Linked DNA regions of Homo sapiens: region 2 is linked to region 1. A link is a loop called in an ENCODE intact Hi-C map of the cell type or tissue named here. Cell type or tissue: Panc1. All regions are shown on one strand. Each heading gives the region's core, and the rest is flanking DNA. Links, peaks and the distances in the headings are about the cores only.

The links. A loop is a pair of places that touch in the nucleus more often than their neighbours do. Peaks named below come from ENCODE experiments on the same cell type or tissue, not always from the same donor. Only the 100,000 strongest peaks of a DNase experiment are listed, where the experiment ranks them.
Region 2: a loop joins it to region 1, with 9 times the contacts of the local background. A loop is called at or near these places in 96 of 110 quality-filtered maps.

Annotation. Positions count from the first base shown.
Region 1 is chr3:132,726,480-132,736,488 of GRCh38, reverse strand. NPHP3-AS1 (NPHP3 antisense RNA 1) reads right to left here. Exons shown (of 11, transcript NR_002811.2): 2 at 8,907-8,996; 3 at 3,045-3,165. Among named protein-coding and RNA genes, the nearest start is that of NPHP3-ACAD11, 9.0 kb to the right of the region's middle. In Panc1, for the core only: CTCF peaks have their summits at 4,979, 5,202, 9,764 and 9,982 (motif pointing left); no DNase peak of the experiment used is centred there; H3K27ac peaks cover 504 bases; H3K27me3 peaks cover 480 bases.
Region 2 is chr3:133,418,974-133,429,083 of GRCh38, reverse strand. The region is part of intron 1 of BFSP2 (beaded filament structural protein 2); the gene reads right to left. It overlaps BFSP2-AS1 (BFSP2 antisense RNA 1), which reads left to right. Exons shown (of 4, transcript NR_189064.1): 4 at 1,749-2,682. Among named protein-coding and RNA genes, the nearest start is that of BFSP2, 24 kb to the right of the region's middle. RefSeq lists an enhancer at 5,183-5,232. In Panc1, for the core only: CTCF peaks have their summits at 5,059 and 5,319 (motif pointing right); a DNase peak (open chromatin) is centred at 5,283; H3K27ac peaks cover 7,142 bases.

The DNA.
Region 1 (10,009 bases), core at 2,010-10,009:
ATGCAAATTATATAATTTGCATAATAATAAAACCATAGTGAGATATCACATGTCAACCAAAACTGAGGCTGTTGAGGCAAAAATAATTTGACAAATTATTTCTGCATTCCAAGTATTGCATTGGAAGCTAGATGTGAGGACTGGACTAGGAAGACATACCAAAAAATTGGGGAGGGTTCTAGAGTCTATTACAAGTTGGAAGGTTTTATAGGAAAATTTAGGAGAAGGGAGGGGGACTCCCCATAGTTTTTAATTGGAGATTATAAAACAGAGGTTGCAATCTAGATACAGATTGCAATGTACAGGCTGAAATGTCTATATGCAAGACAATCAGTAATACTTTATGATTTAGAAATAAAATCAGTGTCCTTTTCAGTGTCAGTAAGCTATGCCTTAATCAATACATTAACAATTTGAGGAACTCATGATAAGATTCATCACTAAGGGACAGGTTGTCAGCATGAATCACAAGACCTTCCCAAGGTGGGTTAATTTGGAAGCCTGTTTACTTTTAAAGTGAACTGTCAAATGTGACCTGTAGGTTATTTCCCTTTTTGATCAAAAATCTTCCCATGGAAACATTGATACTCAATCTCTGCTTAAGTTAGAGTGACAGACATTCTTTATTTCTCAGCACTGGGAAGGCCCATTCCTAGGAAGTCATGTCCCTCAGCAAGAGGAAATAACTTTGTTATCACAGGCAGGCAAAATTACTAGCAACATCAGGCAGGTCATGAGACAGGCTACATGTTAGTTTCCTGAATAAAGAATCATCTCCAGTCACTGGGAGACATTAGCTGTTGATCTCAAGGAATCTAATATTCAGTCCAAATTGTAGGCAAATAGTAATAAAAATAAATCAAAAACAATGGGCAAGTCTAGAATCAAAAAGCAGGTATACTATAATTTTCTTCTGAAACATAATTACTCTCTCTCCAGTCCTCCTTTTTTACCAAAGACAAATAATGAGACCAATTTTGTTCGCAATATAAGTTTTTGTCTTATCATAATTGGCCTAATTATTTGCGTAAAGTACAACAAAAATAGTGATCAGCCATATAGGCTCTTTTAAGTTGACTTTGCTGGAACGTTTTCATAAGGGCTTTTAGATTAGACTTTTAACAACTCCTTCAGGCTAGGGAGCCAAGCCAAGGATTCACCATCAGACTGTGCCTATAATACCTGTATGAAATGGGTGAATTTCTCTCTTCTTGAGGTGCCCAAAATATCTGGAGGTTCCTGGGCCTGTCAGAAAGTGACATTCTTTAATTACTGCAAGGTCAGGAACTCCGTAAAGAAACTATGTAGACAAGGTACCAGGCCAGTCTTTTCCAAGTCTATTGGCTTTACAAAGTCAATTTCAATCCCTCAAAGCAGTCTTGTCATATTTGAAAATATGACATTATAGTCAAAGCCTTGGTAAAATAACCAATGTTTCCAATGTGACTTAATACAAAAGAAAACAGAATTGAATCAAACTTATGCAAATAAATATATTGCCATAAAATAAGAACACTTAGGAATAGTTTCCAAACTCTCTGGAGAATTTAGGTAGAGAGAAAAAGGTAAATCTTTCAATTTTGCTCACAAAAGTATACTTTAACCAATTGCTGTAAGATATAAATAGCTCAAATGAAAAAAAAATTCTTGACTGGAAAACAAGTATGGAAAGAATCAGCAATGTTTCAAACAGTCATAAAAATCATTTTAGTCCTCTATCAGTTTAGTTTCATGTAATTCTTGTTTTGCTTTGTGTTGGGTTTGCTGTCTTCATGAATCCATCAGTTTATTAGTAGAGTTATGGAAGTTTTTACCTAATACATTGATCTTAACATTATCAGAAATCTGTGTTCAAGAGTAGTTGTTAGAGTCTTTTCCATGAAAAGCAATTTTGGACTATAGCTCATTGTAAATGCTTTTAGTAAAGAATTCAAAATAATAACTGTGGATAACAAAAACTTAAAATAGTCATGTTTAAAATCTAGTGGAAGACAAAGAAATTTAGTTGTTTCTATTATATGTGGCATTTTAAAACAAAAAACAGAATCATGACTGACAGCATCACATCATGATTTCCAGACTTTTATAAATTTCATGTAATCTCTACAATATTCCTATTAATAATACATCCATACAAATATAACTTTGGAAAAGATTTAATATAGTCAAAATTATGACTCATAACATTAGATTTTTATAAATTTATATAATTCTGGGGATATTTATATCAATAACATGCCCATAAATATAACTGAAAGAAGATCTAGTACCATTTATCATTTGACAATGTTTCTCATACAATTTACCAAATAAGCCTAATAATTTAATATCTCTACAAGACATATTCTTTGAGGTTCTCCAGAGGTCTAACTAGAAAACCCTAAAGTTAATTTTAGGGGAAACAGCCTACTTTAGGAGTTGATTTGGGGGAAGTTTGTCAAAGATGTCAAAAGTTCCAAGCATTTGATGAAAACAGAATCGCCAGTCACTGTTAATTAATACTTATTCATTTAACCAGAGTGGTAATCAAAAGACTTCAAAAGCAATAAAGAAAGTTACATGGATGTAAAACCCTTAATCCTTTTAAAGAAACCAAAACCAAGTAAGGACAACACAGAAATTATCTTGATAAAAGGAAGTTTCAAAAAGAAATGGATTTTAGAATTTTAAAATAAAAATCTTTTGCAATTTTATTAAAAGAAAATGAATACTTTACAAAAACCTTGTTATAATACAGGGGACCACATTTTTTTAGTTTTGTTCTAGCATATTTTCAATGTCAAAGCTTAATCTTTAGAAAACTTAGAAATAATTTCTTTAGAATTATAGCCAACTTAATCACACACAAAATTGTTTTCATAAATTCTCTTTTCACGAACCTTATCATGACATAGGCAGACCATTGAAAACACGCTTGGACTTTCTGCTTTGTCCTGTATTTCCTCTTTCTTAAATAACCAGTCATTTTACATTAGGACAAAACTTTATCATATGAGATTCTTTCTCATACAAAATTATTCTCTTTTCTTTTTAACCTTCCTTACCAAAAATGCATCTTCATATCCATAACCTTCTTCATATTTTTCTCTCCTAGTTACTTGTTCCTTTTTAATCTTGTTTCTTTCTCCTTCCTAAGTCCATATTTTGAAACAACCTTTAAGTAACCTACAAATTAGACAAAATTATTTTTTCTTTCTCAATAAAGAACACATTTTTATAATAATTTTTATAATAAAGAACACTTCTTATAATTTTTTCTTATCAAAAACACATCTTATTTTTGGCACATTCTATATATAAAATTATATATAAATATTAATTAGAACTTTTAACTCTCAGTAACCTTACATTTTAGTGACAACCTCGACAACAAGAATCTTTGCTTGTCACATATCAGTGTCTTATAAATGAAAACCATTTTATAATCTTTAGAAACATGTTTTCTTATAATATGTTTACCTTAATTGGAAATGACCCAGACATTTAATAGTATCTATTATTTAATTTAACATAGCTTTAAGATTTCAAATTACATGAAAAGTTCCTCTAGAGGTGTATCTCATTGACAGTTATCTAATTTATTTATTTTTAACAGCTTACCTAGAATATTTATGAAAACTGAAATATTAGACAAAGCTAGTCAACATTTCAAGTTATTTTACTGCTAACCACGTTTATAGTCTGTGAATATCAGATATTCACTTAAGTAAGAAGCTTAAAGTTAAATTTATGGATATTTTGCCAAAAACTCAGAAGATGGTTGTTCTTATTAAACTAGTCTTACATGCTAAAAGATCTATTCAAGTGATATGAATTTACAAAGTATTTTGGCTTACTAATTGATGAGTGCTTATTTATTTATAAACCAATTTGGTACCATGTAAACAATATACAAATACAGACATGTGTACATGTACATATAAAAATACAAACAGATGCAAATAAAGATTTTATAGCTTTGCTTTTAAAATTTTATTCATGAGTCAGGTAAAACTCACCAGCTTAAAAGAACAGTTGAATTAAATTGTGCCTCTGTAAATACAACAAGTTAATCTGTCTTCCATGGCTGAAGATCTTACCGAGTACAGTAAATTTACATCTCAAGGCACAGAGACATAATTTAAGTTTTCTAAAAGGCCAGTGAAGTTTTATATCTGCAAGGGACTGTGAGGTCTAGCAGCACATTTAAAGAGTATTATCTGATATTTGGTAAAAGGTTTAATCAGGTTTACTTCCACTTTAATGGAGGTGGCTGTATGTATTTTACTAATGTATATGGAAGACCACAAATGGTTTGGCAAAGCTAGCAATAAACCATAAAATGTGTTGATCATTAGTACCACTTTAGAAAAAACTTGTTGGATCTGTATTTTTAGAATCTCAGTAGTTTCATTCTCATTCTGCAGTTGTTCCATTTGCTCCTTCTGTTTTAAATTTAAATACATTTTAACTCCCTTGAAAGAAGTAAATGAGTCCATTGTGAAATTCCAAAAATCTCTGCCTAAGAGATGTATGGGAGCCCAAGGAACAAGCAGAAGGGAATGAGTTCATATAAGAGAGAAGATGAAAGAACAGGGGTAGACAAGGAGGAGCCATGGGGAAGAAAGGGAGAGAGCCTTCTAAGTATTTTTCAACTAATGTACAATGGTTTGAATGGTTTTAAATATCCTTTTGTTTACCTCTTGAATGGAGGCATTTTTTTTTTTCAAAGAATTTCTTTTAGAAGCTTCTAGGTGCTGTTGGAAGTAAGTCTCCCATTCAATCTGGCTCCAAAACCAACTTTTTCCATTTGTGTGCACAGATAAATTATTTTAGGCATTTTCAAAACATCCCCATTTTGGCCACTGCTGCTGATGACCATCCTGGGTTAGATGGGTCCACTTATCCAAGTACTTGCAAGTAAAACAACATGAAACCAGCTAGTGTCAACAGAGGTGGTATACCTTCAGTCTGGATGCATTTTCCTGGCTGCTTTGAGCAAGACAAGCTCTATAAGGGGTCAGGTGTGCTGACTATGAATCTTTCCTCTGGGGATTTCATACAATGGGCTGAAAAGAGTTCTTATGTGTCTTGGACTCCCAAGTCACCTCCAAAGAAGGGTCGGGATGCTCGGGGCAAGAGATGATCAGTCCTTCTAAAGCCTACAAGCTGAGCAAAAAGTGAACAGTTTGGCCAGAGGGAGTAAATGTCTCATCTTTGGAGCAAGAGTGCCCTCATGTGATTGAGAAGGAGAAAACTAAGGAAAGATTGTCTCACCTAGCCTCCAGGGAAACAATTCACTGAGCTCCTATTTTATTCTGCCCTAAAATTCCCAATAAAACCCTTCCCTTGAATTGGTAGCAGTAACTCTTGTGCTGAAAGAGTCATTGTACCTCCTGGCCAGGGAGGAAACTAGCTTCAATAAACCAGAACTTCAGCCAAGATGTGAGGGTTCCAGGAGGAACCCATCTGTAGCACCCAGCAGGAGCATTTAAATTTGGGAACACAATAGGTTCATTACTGGTACATGCATAATGGTCAAAAGCCACATTGGATGATCCAGGGAAGTTGCTCTGGAATCCTGCTGATTATAACAGAATGTTGACTGAAATTAAGGTTCTTAAGGCAGAAATAATTTGATAAAGTTACTTTGGAAGCCAAATGTGAGGATCAACCCAGGAAGACACACCAACAAAATTGGGAGGGTTCCAGAGTCCGTTACAAGTTAGAAGGCTTTTGTAGGAAAATTTAGGAGAAGGGAGGGGGACTACTCATAGGAGTTGTCCTTTTTCATTGGCGAGTACAATATAAAAGTTACAATAATTGGATACAGATTGCAACATATAGGCTAAAATGTCTATGTACAAGACAACCAGTAAAACTTTGTAATTTGAAAACAAATCAGCATCCTTTTCAGTGTCAGTAGGGTATGTCTTTATTAGTACATTAACAATTAGAGGAACTCATAAGGTTCATTACTGAGGGACAGGATGTCACCATGAATTATAAGACCTTCCCAAGGTGGGTTAATTTGGAAGCCTGTTTACTTTTAAACTGTCAAATGTTACAGTCAAATGTTAAACTGTCAAATGTTGTAGCTTATCACACCTTACACCTGTTAGACTGGTTATTATAAAAAAAAAAAAAAGATGAAAGATAAGTGTTGGCAAGGATGTGGAGAAAAGGAAACCTTTGCACACTGTTTGTAGGAATTAGTACAACCATTATGGAAACAATACGGAGGTTCCTCAAAAAACTAAAAACTTAACTACCATTGGATGATCCAGCCATCCCACCAAGGGGTATATACCTAAAAGAAATGAAATCAGTGTGTTGAAGAGATATCTACACTTCCATGTTCATTGCAAAATTATTCGCAATGGCCAAGATATAGAATCAACTTAAGTGTCCATTAACAAATGCATGGATACAGAAAATTTAATATATATATATATCTCCAATGGGACAGTATTCAGCCTTTAAAGAAGAAAATCCTGCCATTTGCAACAACATAAATGAAACTGGAGGACATTACACTAAGTGAAATAAGCCAGACACAGAAAGACAAATGCCATATGATCTCACTTACATGTGGAATTTAAAAGAGGACTCACAGAAGCAGAGAGTAGAATGGTGGTGGTTACCAGAGGCTGGTGGTGAGGGGGGGCTGGAGGATGTTTGTCAAAGAATACAAAGTTTCAGTTAAACAGGAGGAGTAAGCTCAAGAGATCCATCATACAACGTGGTGACTACAGTTAATAACAATATATTGTGTACTTGAAAATTGCTAAGAGAAACTTTAAGCATTCTCACCATAGAAAGTATGTGAAGTAATACATATGTTAAATAGCTTGATTTAGCCATTCCACAAAATATACATGTATCAAAACATCATGTTGTATTCCAAAAATATATACAATTTTTATTTGTCATCTTAAAAAATAAAATAATTTTTATAAGGAAGTCTGGTGCTTTTTGCCTTTTGGCGTCAGAATGTAACAGACATATAACCATCAGAATATAACCATCTCCATCGACTGATTTGACTCGGGTTCAAAATGTAATAGCCAGAAAACAGTGAAGAAACACTATTTTTTAGGACAATGGTAGTCATATGTATTTAAGGATGCAGATATGCCAGTGATTTCTGTCACAGAGAGGCCCTAGTTTTGCTGGATATCAATCAAAACAGCCTTCAAAGAATGAAATATACATGTCAGGCTTGCCAAAAAAATGTTTAGGGTCTCCCTACTAAGTTACTTAGAAAAGAGAGTTTAAATGAAATAGTGCATTTTCTGGATCCCTGGGAAACAAAACATAATCAAAACTAGTTTATTCATTTGGATGTCTACAACTGCTATAAAGTGAACTACTATTATCTCCGTTTTCAGATGAGGAGACTAAAGTGCAAGAAGCCAAATAACTTGCACAACATTTTGCCAGAATCTAAGCTATGGCAACCATATAACAACTCGTTCCCTATCTCCTTTTCCTGGTCTCCTCCCTACTGGAACAACTGTCTCAGACCAGTGAAATGTGCACACTTTGACCTGTGGCCTTAAGTGTCTTCTTCACAGTGCCCAAGGATAGATGTGTTCCTGGATAATCTGAGTTAATATGTTGAAAGCGTATTTCCAAAGACTACATATTACAGTGGCATTTGAGTTGTTTAGTCTGCATTTAGCATAAACAGCATTCAGCTGTGTGCTAAGCTGAACCAATAGCCACCTTGTCTAACGCTGTTTCTTGAGGAAATATGCTTCAAATACTAAATATCAGATTTTTAAATTAATCGCTGGAATGCTGGAACACAACTTCTTTCTAAATTGGGGTTATAACTCACATATAAACTCCCCTTAATTATGATGAGAATTAATAAAATTTTGTAACTGTAAGTAAATCTTATCTAAAAGATAAAATCTTTTTTTTTTTTTTTTTTTTTTTTGAGACAGGGTCTCACTCTCACTGTACTCTCACTGGAGTACAGTGGCACGATCCTGGCTCACTGCAGCCTCCACCTCCCAGGCTTAAGCAACCCTCCCACCTCAGCCTCCCGAGTAGTTGGGACTACAGGTGTGCATCACCACGCCTGGCTATTTTTTTTATTTTTTGTAGACAGTGGGTTTCACCGTGTTCCCCAGTCTGGTCTCAAACTCCTGGCTCAAGCAATCCACCTGCCTTGGCCTCCCAAAATTCTGGGATTACAGGCATGAGCCAGCACGCCGGGCTGTTTTAAGCTCTTACAGTTACAATCAGCCACTTTTATTCATACATTACTTGTGAAGAGATTTTTTTTCCCCTTGCAACTACAAATGTCAGCTGACTCTTTTCTCTGTGGCTGATTTATGTCAGAAAAGGCACATCTCAAATGTATACAGTAGTGAAGACTTCATCTCTCCTTCATAGGAGCTAATTGAATATGGCGCCTCATCTTCATCCTGGCATGTGGGCATTGAGTGTAAGAAAAAATAATAGTCACTAATGACAACCTGAAGTGGGTGCTGGTTACTAGGTTTGGGATAGATGGCTCCATAGAAGAATTTAAGATTATATTCAACTTCACAGATGAACATGAGGCAGAGGCGGAGAGAGGTCGGAGAATAGCCTTGAATTTGAGAAACAAAGGGACATTTCTCAGCAAATAAGAAATAAATGGCTTCTTTCATCCTAGAGGCTGTTATGGAGAAATAGAACCCCTTTATTTGTTAAACAAATATCCCAAATGTGCAGTATGCTTTATACAGGACCACAGGTAAACATATTGGCTATGGTATTCTTAACAAAACCCATTGCAGCTCTTCTTAAAGCATGGCCTTCTATATATCCATATATTTGATTAGCCCAAGGGGAAACAGCCCAGGGAAACACTATCGTTAGAACACATACTTCATAAAAGAATGGATACCCCATATTTAAAATATTCTTACCCCATTTCCCTGTCCAGTGCATGTGGATGTGTTGCCTTTGTTTCACTCTTGCACCCACCTTGGCACTAAACTCCTCTTCTTCACCAATTCCTGAAAAAAAAAATAGGTCACAGCAAGTTTTTCAGAATTTGTAAACTTATTGAACATTTGGGACATTTTTTTAGGAGATACTACACAGCACTCCAGCATTTCTCTTATCGCTTTTCCTTCTCCTTTACTGTTTTCATCAATGTCTTCTCCTTCCTTGTTCAATTTAATTCAGTATGCCCCTCTGTCTGTTAGGACAGGCTGGGTTGTTCTCTGGCCAAAATAATCTGAACACTAGGGCCTTAATACAAACATTTACAGAGGAATGAGCCTTTCATTGATGTACTTTCAGAGTAGTTATAGAGATTATCTAAGCCTAAGCTTCACATTTATATCTTTTATACCATGGATAGTTATTCAGATACTAAAAACATTGTAACAAGGTGGACTTTACGGTTTCCTAAGAGGTAAAGTTAACTTTATTTTGTCCTAATGGTTCCTAAATTAGTATTTGCTTCTAAATCAAAAGATAACTTTAAAAAATTCAGATATGTGAGCTCTACTTAAAAACATTTGGATTCGGTGGACTTGATGTGGGGTCCATGGCTCTACATTTTTAACAAGCTCCCCAGGTAATTATCCAGGTTTGAGAACCACTCCTCCAGTTCAGGGGTCAGCAAACCTGTGAGCTAAATTCAACCAGTCACCAGTTTTTTAAAATAAAGTTTTACTGGAATGCAGACACGCCATTTGTTTGTGTATGGTGTGGGGCTGCTTTTGTGCTATAATGGTAGAATTGAGTAATGTGACAGAGACTAAAGACTGAAATATTTACTATTTGGTCCTTTATAGAAAAAGCTTGCTGATCCTACTCTTGTCTGTTTCATAATAATTTCCAGAGTCATGTTATTACTTGTGATGGGAACTAAGTAAGGCAGTGTAGATGACTGTTAATGAAGGCAACACCCAGACTGTCGTCTTCACAAGGTGATCCTTTTTAATACATACAGCCAAATTATTTTTTTCCTGAGTTACACTGACCCCTAATGGTAGAAATGTTAAATCACAGCTGCTTG
Region 2 (10,110 bases), core at 857-8,856, 690 kb before region 1:
ACAAGGGGAGTTTCAATTATATCTAAAATCTTTGATTTCAGGTTTTAAAAAAAGGTTTTTTAACAAATAACACTGAGTTGACAATGCTGAGTATTAGGTGGCTTTTTATGTGTTAAAAATATTTCATAATTAAGAACAGAATGAGATCGATCGCATAAATAAAATCAACTTGGAAAAGAAAACTAGCACAGTGGCTGATACATCTTGGGACCCTGACAGACACAGGGAGAGACTGGCTGGGACAAGTTTGATGGAGAAGGCAGGTCAGAGCGAGGGCAGGCGGTATGGAAGTGTGGCCTTAGGGAACAGTGGGCGGGGTGACTGCAGAGGTCATGTGGACGCAGTCCCAGTCACCCAGGTGGCTCTCCAACAGGCCCTGCGTGTTTACCCGAAGGTGGCCCTGCACAGACAGTTATCCCCGACTTTCCTCTGACAAGATATTTCCTGGGCACTTGCCAACATCAGAGGAATCTAAGTTCCTCAGAAATTCGCGTGGGACCTGTTGAGGCTTACGGCAGATCACAGGTGCTCCTTTCCTATCCCAGGCGTGGCTGCTGCAGCAGGTACTGTCACTGCTCTGACCCATCCTCTTTTTTTTTTTGGAACTATTTTTTTGTGTCCCCACGTTCCATGTGCATTCACTCCCCACAGCTGGGCCCTGTGGCTCATTTGTGGAGCAGTGCCCTAGGGCCCCAGAGCTTGACTTACTGGCTCTGTCTGACAGCTGGGGGCATGAAAGCCCAGCGCCCTGGCTTGGGGGTGGGGCAGCCCTGAGGTGGCTCCCTTGCTTGGTCTTCCCTCTGTGTCCTGCCTCCCTGCCTCTTGCGGGTTTCTCCAGGAGCACTTCCATACTACGTGGCCCACAAGAGAACCCTAGGCTTGGGCTTTGCGTCTCAGGAATCCAATCTAACATAAGTGTTCTCCTCAGCCTCATGCTTTTCCTCCTGGAAAACCTCAAGGTCAAACTGTTTTGAGCTTTAGTCTGTCGAGAGTGGACCCGGGCATACAGACTCTGGAATCCAACTACCCACGTTAAAGGTTTTGTCTCTATCACTTCAACCTGTGAATCTTGGAAAAGTTATTTAACTGGTGCTGTGTATCAGTTTCCTCATCTATAAAAAGGAATCATACAAGGAATGGCCTCATAGGGTTTTTGTGAGGTTAAATGATTTAAGATGTGCAAAACCCTCAGAACAAATTCTGGCATATAGTATGTGCTCAATAAATTCCAGTTTTCTTAATCTCCACTGGAACTAAGGGACACTTACGGGCAATAAAGGGATAGATATGCTTTACCCCTTGGCCCAGGCTAATGTAACGAAGGGAACAAACTATTCTCTGTTGTCAGAAACATAACCTCAATTGATTCCAGTGGGACGTAATGGACAGTTTAGTGTGTTGTTGCCAGGATGGATGTGTCTGATGTCCTACTGGAAGAATCATGAAAGAATCCTCAACCTTACACTGCCTGAAATGCCACCCCATTCTCCAACCCCAAGCTGGCTGAGGAGCAGGGAGGTGGGATTCTGGTAAGTAGAGGATTAGGAAGGGCAGGGAAATGCTCACTTGATCTTGTGTGAACATCAGCAAAAAGAAGGTATAGGACTCAAAGTGTTAGGCTTGGATTGGGAAACCAAGGTTCAAGTCCTGGCTCTGCTTTTCACCAGACATCGTATTTATCACTGCTGAGCTTCAGTTTCTTTACCTGTAAAAAGGAGGTAATGACACCTGTTCTGCTTATTCTAAAGGGAGGCTGTGAGGATCTAGAGGATACAGCTACGGAGAACATGCTGGGTTCCTTGAGCTGCTAAGCACTGAAGTCCCACCAATGGTGACGAAGGTCTAAGGAGAACATTGCAATTGCACAAAATGATCCTTGGAAATTCTTTAGAAGGGCACCATCTTGGAGACCCAGAATCAATAAAACCAGCATGGCTGGGAGTTTTCTCCAGCATTTGAATAAATTGTTGTTTCTTTGGTTGAACCATGATGAGATAATTGGCTTAAACCAGGAGTCATGCATGGTATCTGGAAACTTCCTCACTTGAATCACCAGCATCATACTCAGCATGCATAATCCTCTCATCATGAGAGGCACAGGGGAAATGAGCCAGCCTGTCTGGAAAGGAAGCAAATGCATGCTTTCCATCTCCCACTCAGTACTGGACATGAAGCTATGTCATCACCACTTAATGCCAGCACCACTTAAATGATGTTTCTCTCTCTCTGCCCTGTACTTGCTGGAGGCACATGCCCATATCACGTAGGGTGTCAGGGCAGAGAGCTCTTAGGAAGAGCTGAGCTGTGGGGACTTCCTCCCACGCAGAAGAGGGAGGCCTCTGCAGAATTCTCTGCCATGTGCTTCTAGGCTTCCTCAACTCAGAAATTTTATTATAGAGTTTTAGAATGTGAAGAGCTCTTGGAAATCATGAAAGATGAAGAATCAAGATGGAAGTTTGATGGCTTGTCCCAGGCCCCAGAGTGGACCCTTTGCTTTTTGGAATCCAACAGCAAGGACTCATGGGAATATCGTGGGATTTGACTTGGAGAGACAGGGCTCAAACCTCATCTTTGTCACTTAGTGATTGTGTAATTCTCTAAAAGTCTATTTGTAGAAAAGGGATAAGGGAGCTTTCTTTCCTGGATTTCAAGATGATTAAAAGAGATGTATGTATAAAGGGATGCTCAGTTGTCTGAGCTGAGATGACTGCAAAGTCACTGCACTCCTCTTACAATGCCTGACAGGTGCTTCCATCTTTGGGAGGTGTGGAGCCCTTGACAGGCACGTCAGCAGGGGGCATTTGGGAGGGCAGCCTGCGAGGGTGAGGGGATGCCAGTGGGCCATACTGCAGAGGCAGAAACTTGGGGGAGGGGTCACAGGCGGTCAACTGAAGAAGGGGCTTGTGCCTGCAGATGCTCCAAGAGGGGAGTCTAAGAGGAATCCAGAAAAGTGTCCCCAAGAGAAAGAATCTGACTTTAATGTTAGCCGGACCCAGATGCTGTGACACTAACTTAAAACAATATCTGACAAGGAAGAGCTTTTTCCCTTCCCTTCCCTTCCCTTCCCTTCCCTTCCTTTCCCTGCCCTGCCCTGCCCTGCCTTCCCCTCCCCCATCCCCTCCCCCTCCCCCTCCCCTCCCTTCCCTTGCCTTCCCTAGCCTTCCCTTGCCCTCCTTTCTCTTATTTCCCTTGCCTTCCCTTCCCTTCTTTATTTCCCTTCCCTTCCCTTCCTTTCCCTTCTTTATTTCCCTTCCCTTCTTTATTTCCCTTCCCTTCCCTTCTTCCCTTCCCTTCCCTTCCCTTTCCCTTTCCCTTTCCCATCCCTTTGTCCTGCTTAGATTTCAACTGGGCTAGAAACAGCCACAGGGAAGTGGGAGTGAGGAGAATAGCAGGAAAGAGAGACGGAACTGACTTCAGCATCCTTGCTAGGTGCTTGGCCCTACCTGGGCAGGGGAGAAAGTGAGGGTTGATATGTTGAATAATATATCAACTGGACATTCTATTTCCTGAGTTGATACTGTTTTGTGGCTTAAAACGAGTGTGATGTTTTTAGTTTCCTGCAAGTGATCAGAAAAATCATGGGACCCTCCATGTTTTCGCCCAGGGGCTGGGAAGAATGTCTACCACCCACTGAGCAAGTTGAAAGGGATCTTGGGAGAGGGCCCTATCAAACCAAAGCTGCATTTGTAACTGTACTTCGTGAGTCCTTCCTGTTTGACCTACGGTTGACATCCATCACGTGCCCAGCACAGTGCTTGGCATGTAACAGGGATGGACCAGTGTGTGGATTTGTTTACACTTCATCCCTTCTAGACCTCCAGGTCCCAGAGTCCAAGAATTTTGGCTCTAATATTTGAACTCCCATAGTGCTTGGTGCATAGTAAGCCCTCATTAAAAATCTCATGAATGACCATAATAAAACCGAAACCTGTGCCAGCCTTATAGTAGCTACCATGACAATGTCATACTGAGAGACTGCTGGTGAGGAAGAAGGCAGGGCCAATGCATGCCACCGTCACCCAGGATTCTGTATTTACACGTGACAGTAGTTACACCCACAGGCTAAGGAGTTGTAGCCTTATCTGTGACACTAACAAAGCCTTTTCCCACTGATTTCATTCTCCTTTAAATTTCAAAGGGATCAGAACCAGGCCAGGCATGGTGGCTCACGCCTGTAATCCAGCACTTTGGGAGGCTGAGCCTAGCGGATCACCTGAGGTTAGGAGTTTGAGACCAGCCTGGCCAACATGGCGAAACACTGTCTCTACTAAAATACAAAAATTAGCGGGGAGTGGTGTTGTGCACCTGTAATCCCTGCTACTTGAGAGGCTGAGGCATGAGAATTGCTTGAATCCAGGAGGCAGAGGTTGAACTGAGCCGAGATTGTGCCAAGGCACTCCAGCCTGGGTGACAGAGTGAGACTCTGTCTCAAAAACAATAACAACAACAATCAAAACAAAAACAAAAAACAAACAAACCCACAAAAGGATCAGGACCATGATGGCAGGTGGAATGATAACTCTCCTTTTCCAGATAAAGCAGCTGGAGGTGGGAGAGATTAGGGACCTGGGCAAAAGTATTTGGTGGGCTGAGACTGGAACTCAGGACCTTTGACTCTAAACTCAAGGTCTGACCTAAGCTCCACAGCAACCCAGAATGCACCTGAAAAAGGAAAGAAACGAGGTTTCTTCTGTCACGAATAGAAGTAGAAGAGAAGGCCGGGCATAGTGGCTCACGCCTGTAATCCCAGCACTTCGGGAGGCCGAGGCGGGTGGATCACGAGGTCAGGAGTTCGAGACCAGACTGACCAAGAAGGCGAAACTCCATCTCTACTAAAAATACAAAAAAAAAAAAAAAAAAAAAAAAAAAAATTAGCTGGACGCGGTGGTAGGCGCCTGTAATCCCAGCTACTTCTGAGGCAGGAGAATCGCTTGAACCCGGGCGGCGGAGGTTGCAGTGAGCCGAGATTGAGCCACTGCACTCCAGCCTGGGTGACAGAGTGAGACTCCATTCCCCGCCGCCCCCGCCCCCGCAAAAAAAAAAAGCAGAAGAGAATAGAAACAGACTAGCTGGTCGATATATGCAAAGTCTCAGGGGAAAATGAAATTTTATGGTTGATTTATAATCCTCAGGAAATTGGGAGTTGTCCTGGAAATTCTGACGTGAAGCGGACGACTGCAGGGCAGTATGAATTGCGTGACTGGCTTCCCAGGATCAAGGTGGCTTTGGCAGTCAGGAGGTGATTATAGGAGTCCAGGGCTTGACACAAAGAACATTTTGCCGCTGAGTGACTAGGTATGTAAGACAGTTCCTAGAGCAGCCAGCAGGTGGCGCCACCTGCCAAGAGAACCAGGTCAGAGGCGGTAGCCCGGGACACCCCTATCTCAAAGGGGCTCTGGCAAATCTGATTTGGCCTGCAGGCCACTCTGAGATCGCTGCCACAAAGTGGAATGCTCCTGAGTCAGCGGGACCATCCCTGTGTAACGTTGTGCAAATGCTCATTCCTACCCCCGCCCCCGCCGCCTCCCCCACCACCCCACCGCCCGCCCCCAAAGTACGGAAAAGTTGGCTGGGCAGGTGATGTCAGAGGGCTGTGTAGTCCATGCGGTTATTATTGTTTTAAGTACTATAAATGATGACGCAGATTACTACCACAGTTTGCCGAATGCTTACCATGGGCAAGCACTATGCTAAGTGTTCTAAGTGAATTATTTAATTCCCACAACAACCCGGTGGAGTGAATAGTACAGGACGTTGGAATTCAGAGAGGTTAAGCGATTTGCCTTGGGTCACAAAGCCAGTCAATGGCAAAACCAGAGTTTGAACTCAGTTCTTTTGCACTTTACGGCTTGCACCATTAGCCACTGTGATATTCTGTTGCAGTCTCCCTCTTTCCCTCCCTCCCTTTCTTCCTTCCTCTTCCATCCTTCCTACTTTCCTTATTGCCTTCCTGACTTCCTTCTCTTCTTTCTTTGTGCCTGGCATTGTGCTAGGTTTTAGGTTCAGAAATAATCAGACTATACCTCTGCTCTTAGGATTTTCAGTGTAACAAAGAAGCTCAAAATCACAGCAGTGGGTATCTGGAACCATGACAGGGTGTGTCCAAGAAGGAGCAAGAAGGCTCACGTATTCAGTACCAGGTATAGGCAGGCACAATCCTGGGGCTGTCCAAGTTAGAAATTCCAGCTGTTCATTGGTTTAATCTGGGCTTTTGTGAACTTGGGTGAGGCGTTGGCTTTGCTGTCTCTCGGCAACCCCCCTGTCCGGACAGTTTCTCCCTACCCTGCTATTTGGCAACACCTGGGCTATATTCTGGCAGGTGCTGGGCTGGGGGTAATATAACTGCTGCTTCATTAATGTTGGGGCATAGGCTACCACCTGAGCCTCAGGAATGAAGGAGGTGCCCAAAATGTACTGAACATTCCCATTTCCAGCCAGCCAACCAAAGAATGGGGACAATGAGCTCATCGGAGGCTGCCTCTCTTCTATAGGCTTCATCCACTGCTCAGAGATGATGGGGAGCAGTGACAGCCTCCTCTATGGCTGCGGGCTTGGGAGATCAGAACATTCCACCCTCTGATTTTACAGATGAGGAGCCTCAGAGGGAGAGGGCTTCATCTCAGGGTACACAGAAGTGAAGAGAGAGGTAGGAGTCAGTGGCACCAGGTTTCTGCATGTCCAGGGAAACGATCCATCTCATCTACCTACCAGAATTCTAAAAGGGAATCTTGCCTATTCCCTGTGTGTGTGCAGGGAGATGTCAGTGAGATCCAATGCCTTTATCTAACAGTTAAGAAAACTGAGGCTGAGAGAGGTGGAGTAACTTGTCCAAGGTCACACAGCAGCTTAGTGGCATTTACTGTGTTTCTACTATATGAACAGCATTCTCTTGGACTCTCTGTACAGCTTTCCTTTCTGGACCCCAATAGCCCAAGTAGTTTGATAGGATGTGGTGGATTTTTTTTTTTTTTTTTTTTTGAGATGGAGTCTCGCTTTGTTGCCAGGCTGGAGTGCAGTGGCGCTATCTTGGCTCACTGCAACCTCTGCCTCCCGGTTTCAAGCAATTTTCCTGCCTCAGCCTCCCGAGTAGCTGGGACTATAGGTGCGCACCACCACACCCAGCTAATTTTTGTATTTTTAGTAGAGGCGGGTTTTCACCACGTAGGCCAGGATGGTCTTGATCTCTTGACCTTGTGATCCACCCGCCTTGGCCTCCCAAAGTGCTGGGATTACGGGCGTGAGCCACCACGCCCAGCCAGGATGTGGAATTTAATTTCAAGTACAAAAGGAAGAGAGGATGAAATGGGTTAGGTGCAGAAATACTGATATTTCTGCAACATTTTTAAATGACAGTTGACAAAACAGGACAAAATGTTGGGAATCAGGACTATAATGTGAAAAGAACAATAGCCAGTGTTATGGATTCAATTGTGTACCATCCAAAAGATAAGTTGCAGTCCTGACCCCCAGTACCTGTGAAGGTGACCTTTTTTTTGGAAATAAGATCTTTACAGATGTCATCAAGTTGAGGTCATTAGGGTAGGCTCTCATCTAATGTAACTGGCATCCTTATGAAAAGAGGAAAATTTGGACACAGACATATGGAAGAATGAAGGTAGAGATGGGGGTGATGCATCTACGGGCCAAGGAAGGCCAAGGATTGCCCGCCATCACCAGAGCTGGGAGAGCAGCCTGGGACCGATTCTCTCCCACAGTCCTCACAAGGAGCTGCCCCTGCTAACATCTTGGTTTCCAGCCTCTAGTCTCCAGGCCTGTGAGAGAATAGCTTTCTGTTGTTTTAAGCCACCCAGTTTGTAATCCTTTGTTATGGTAGCCCTGGGAAACCAACATAGCTGCCTCTTATTAACTGATTACTTTGTGGGGCACTTCCATTTGTTGATTTAACCAATATTTATCATGCATCTATGTGCTGGCCGCCATCCTGGGTGATAGAGAAACAGCAGGAGCCAGAGAGGACAGGTTCCTCCCTTCCCGACGCATACTTTCTAGTTTACATGCATTATCTCCAGCCAGCATCCCCACAGCAATCCTATGAAACAGGGATTATTCTCCCTTAATGTGTAGATAAGGAAATGGACTCTTAGGGGTTAGTAACAGGGCCAGGGCCTCTCTTGTGGGAAGGAGTCAGCTGGACTTGCTATGTTCTAACTCAGTTGATTGCATAGATGCAGGACTGCCAAGATAGACTCTGGGGGAGAGATGGGTGAGACAGGTAGGAGTGTGGATTCCAGGGACACACTCTGCTCAGCACGTGAGAGGCACAGAGTGGGCCCTGCTCCTAAAGTCACAGCACAGCCCAAACAATTACCTCTCAGCCCCCAGCCTCACAGGGGCTGCACAGGACACGTGAGAAGAGAGGTCGCTTGCACCTCCGTTCTGACTCCGTGGTCCTCCCACTACTGTGGAGGAGGAGGCTGAGGATGCCTGCTTGCTGTAAGGAAGGAAAACCATGGCCCTGACCGTTGGCAGCTGACAGCTAGACCAGAGTATTCTCACCTATGCACGAGCGTTTACAGAATATCAGCAATAATCAGACCAGCTCACTCTGTGATCATGGTGGAAGGAGATGGAGACAAGGGCACGCGGTGATTCTATCTGGACAGAGAGGCAAGGACGCTCTGCAACCACAAAAACTCAACATCCCCTCTTCCAGCTGATTCGAGTGATGACTGCTGCTTCTTTACTAACAGCAGCTCTATGCCTGCTTCATTCCTTCTACCTCTTGTGTAAAGATTATTAAGATCCCCAATCATCAAACTGCCCCTACTTCCTGACAGCATCAAATGCAGAACAAGCCTTTCTTAAACCTTTCCCCAACAACCTAACACAGGCCTAAACCTCATAACAAGCCCCTCCCAACTCCCTTTTCCTGAGATGTCCCGGGTTCTCCTGGTACATTTTTCTGTTGCTGCGGCATGCTAATACACTCTTTCCACCTATGAGTATGTGCTCAGGGGTCTTTGGCTGGTGGGATTTAACAGAGCCGTGCCTCACTCCGTGGAGACTGGCATCTTGGCCCCTACCACTGGGCTAGGTGGTGGTGAGAGGTGATCGCCCCTGTCGGGGGCAGGGGTCCCAGCAGTCTGTGGAAATCCCTCATGCCAGGCCTCGCCCACCCGAGCAGGTGCTCACCTCCTGTGGCGGAGTGGTTTGGCGGAGCCGGAGCCACACACCATGGGGCGTCTCTGAACTCTACTCAGATAAAGTCATTCTGCCTTGAGTGCTGACTGCTCAGCACATTTTTCTGAGTATTAAAATCACTGAAAAAGACAATGAGAAATCCCGAGGAGGGCTGTGCTATTCCCCAGCAGCAAAGCTATTAAACTTGCAAGTCTCAGTTCTGAGCCATCTGATGGGTCGGAAGCCGCCCAGCCTCATGCGTCCTGGTTAAAGCAGTTAGTTCCAGTTAGAGATGTGCTTGCAGAAGGATCAATCACCCTTTCTGACAGTTTCTTCCAAATTAAAAGAGGCAGAGAAGGACAGAAAAAGAGGCACATCCCAAAGTCTGAACTCACAGAGTGGGGCCTGTGTCGACTATAGCTCTATCTTATCAAACGGGCACTCTACATAGACTGTGGGCCCGCCTACCCTTCAGGGTTCTGGGACAGGACTAACTCGGGCCTTATAGATGAATGTGACAGGAAGTTTTTAAACAGTATTTTAGGGGTAGAAACAACACTGAATTGATCCTGGCTGGAACACTAACTGTGGCCTCAGTTTCTTTATCTGTAAAATGGGTATTACGGGCTGAATCGTGTCCTTCCTCCCCCAAATTCCTGTGCTGAAATCCTAAGGCCCAGTACCCCAGAATGTGACTGTATTTGGAGAAAGGGTCTTTAAAGAGGTAATTCGGTTAAAATGAGGTCCTGACGGTGGGCCCTACTCCAAGATGCCTGGTGCCCTTCTGAGAAGAGGAAGTTTGGACACAGATGTACAGAGGGAAGCCTGTGTGAGGACACGGGGTGAAGATGCCCTTCCATGAGCCAAGGAGAGAGGCCTCAGAAGAAACAATCCTGCTGACACCTTGATCTTGGACTTCTGGCCTCCAGAATAGGGAGAAAATGCCTTTCTGTTGTTGAAGACAGTCCA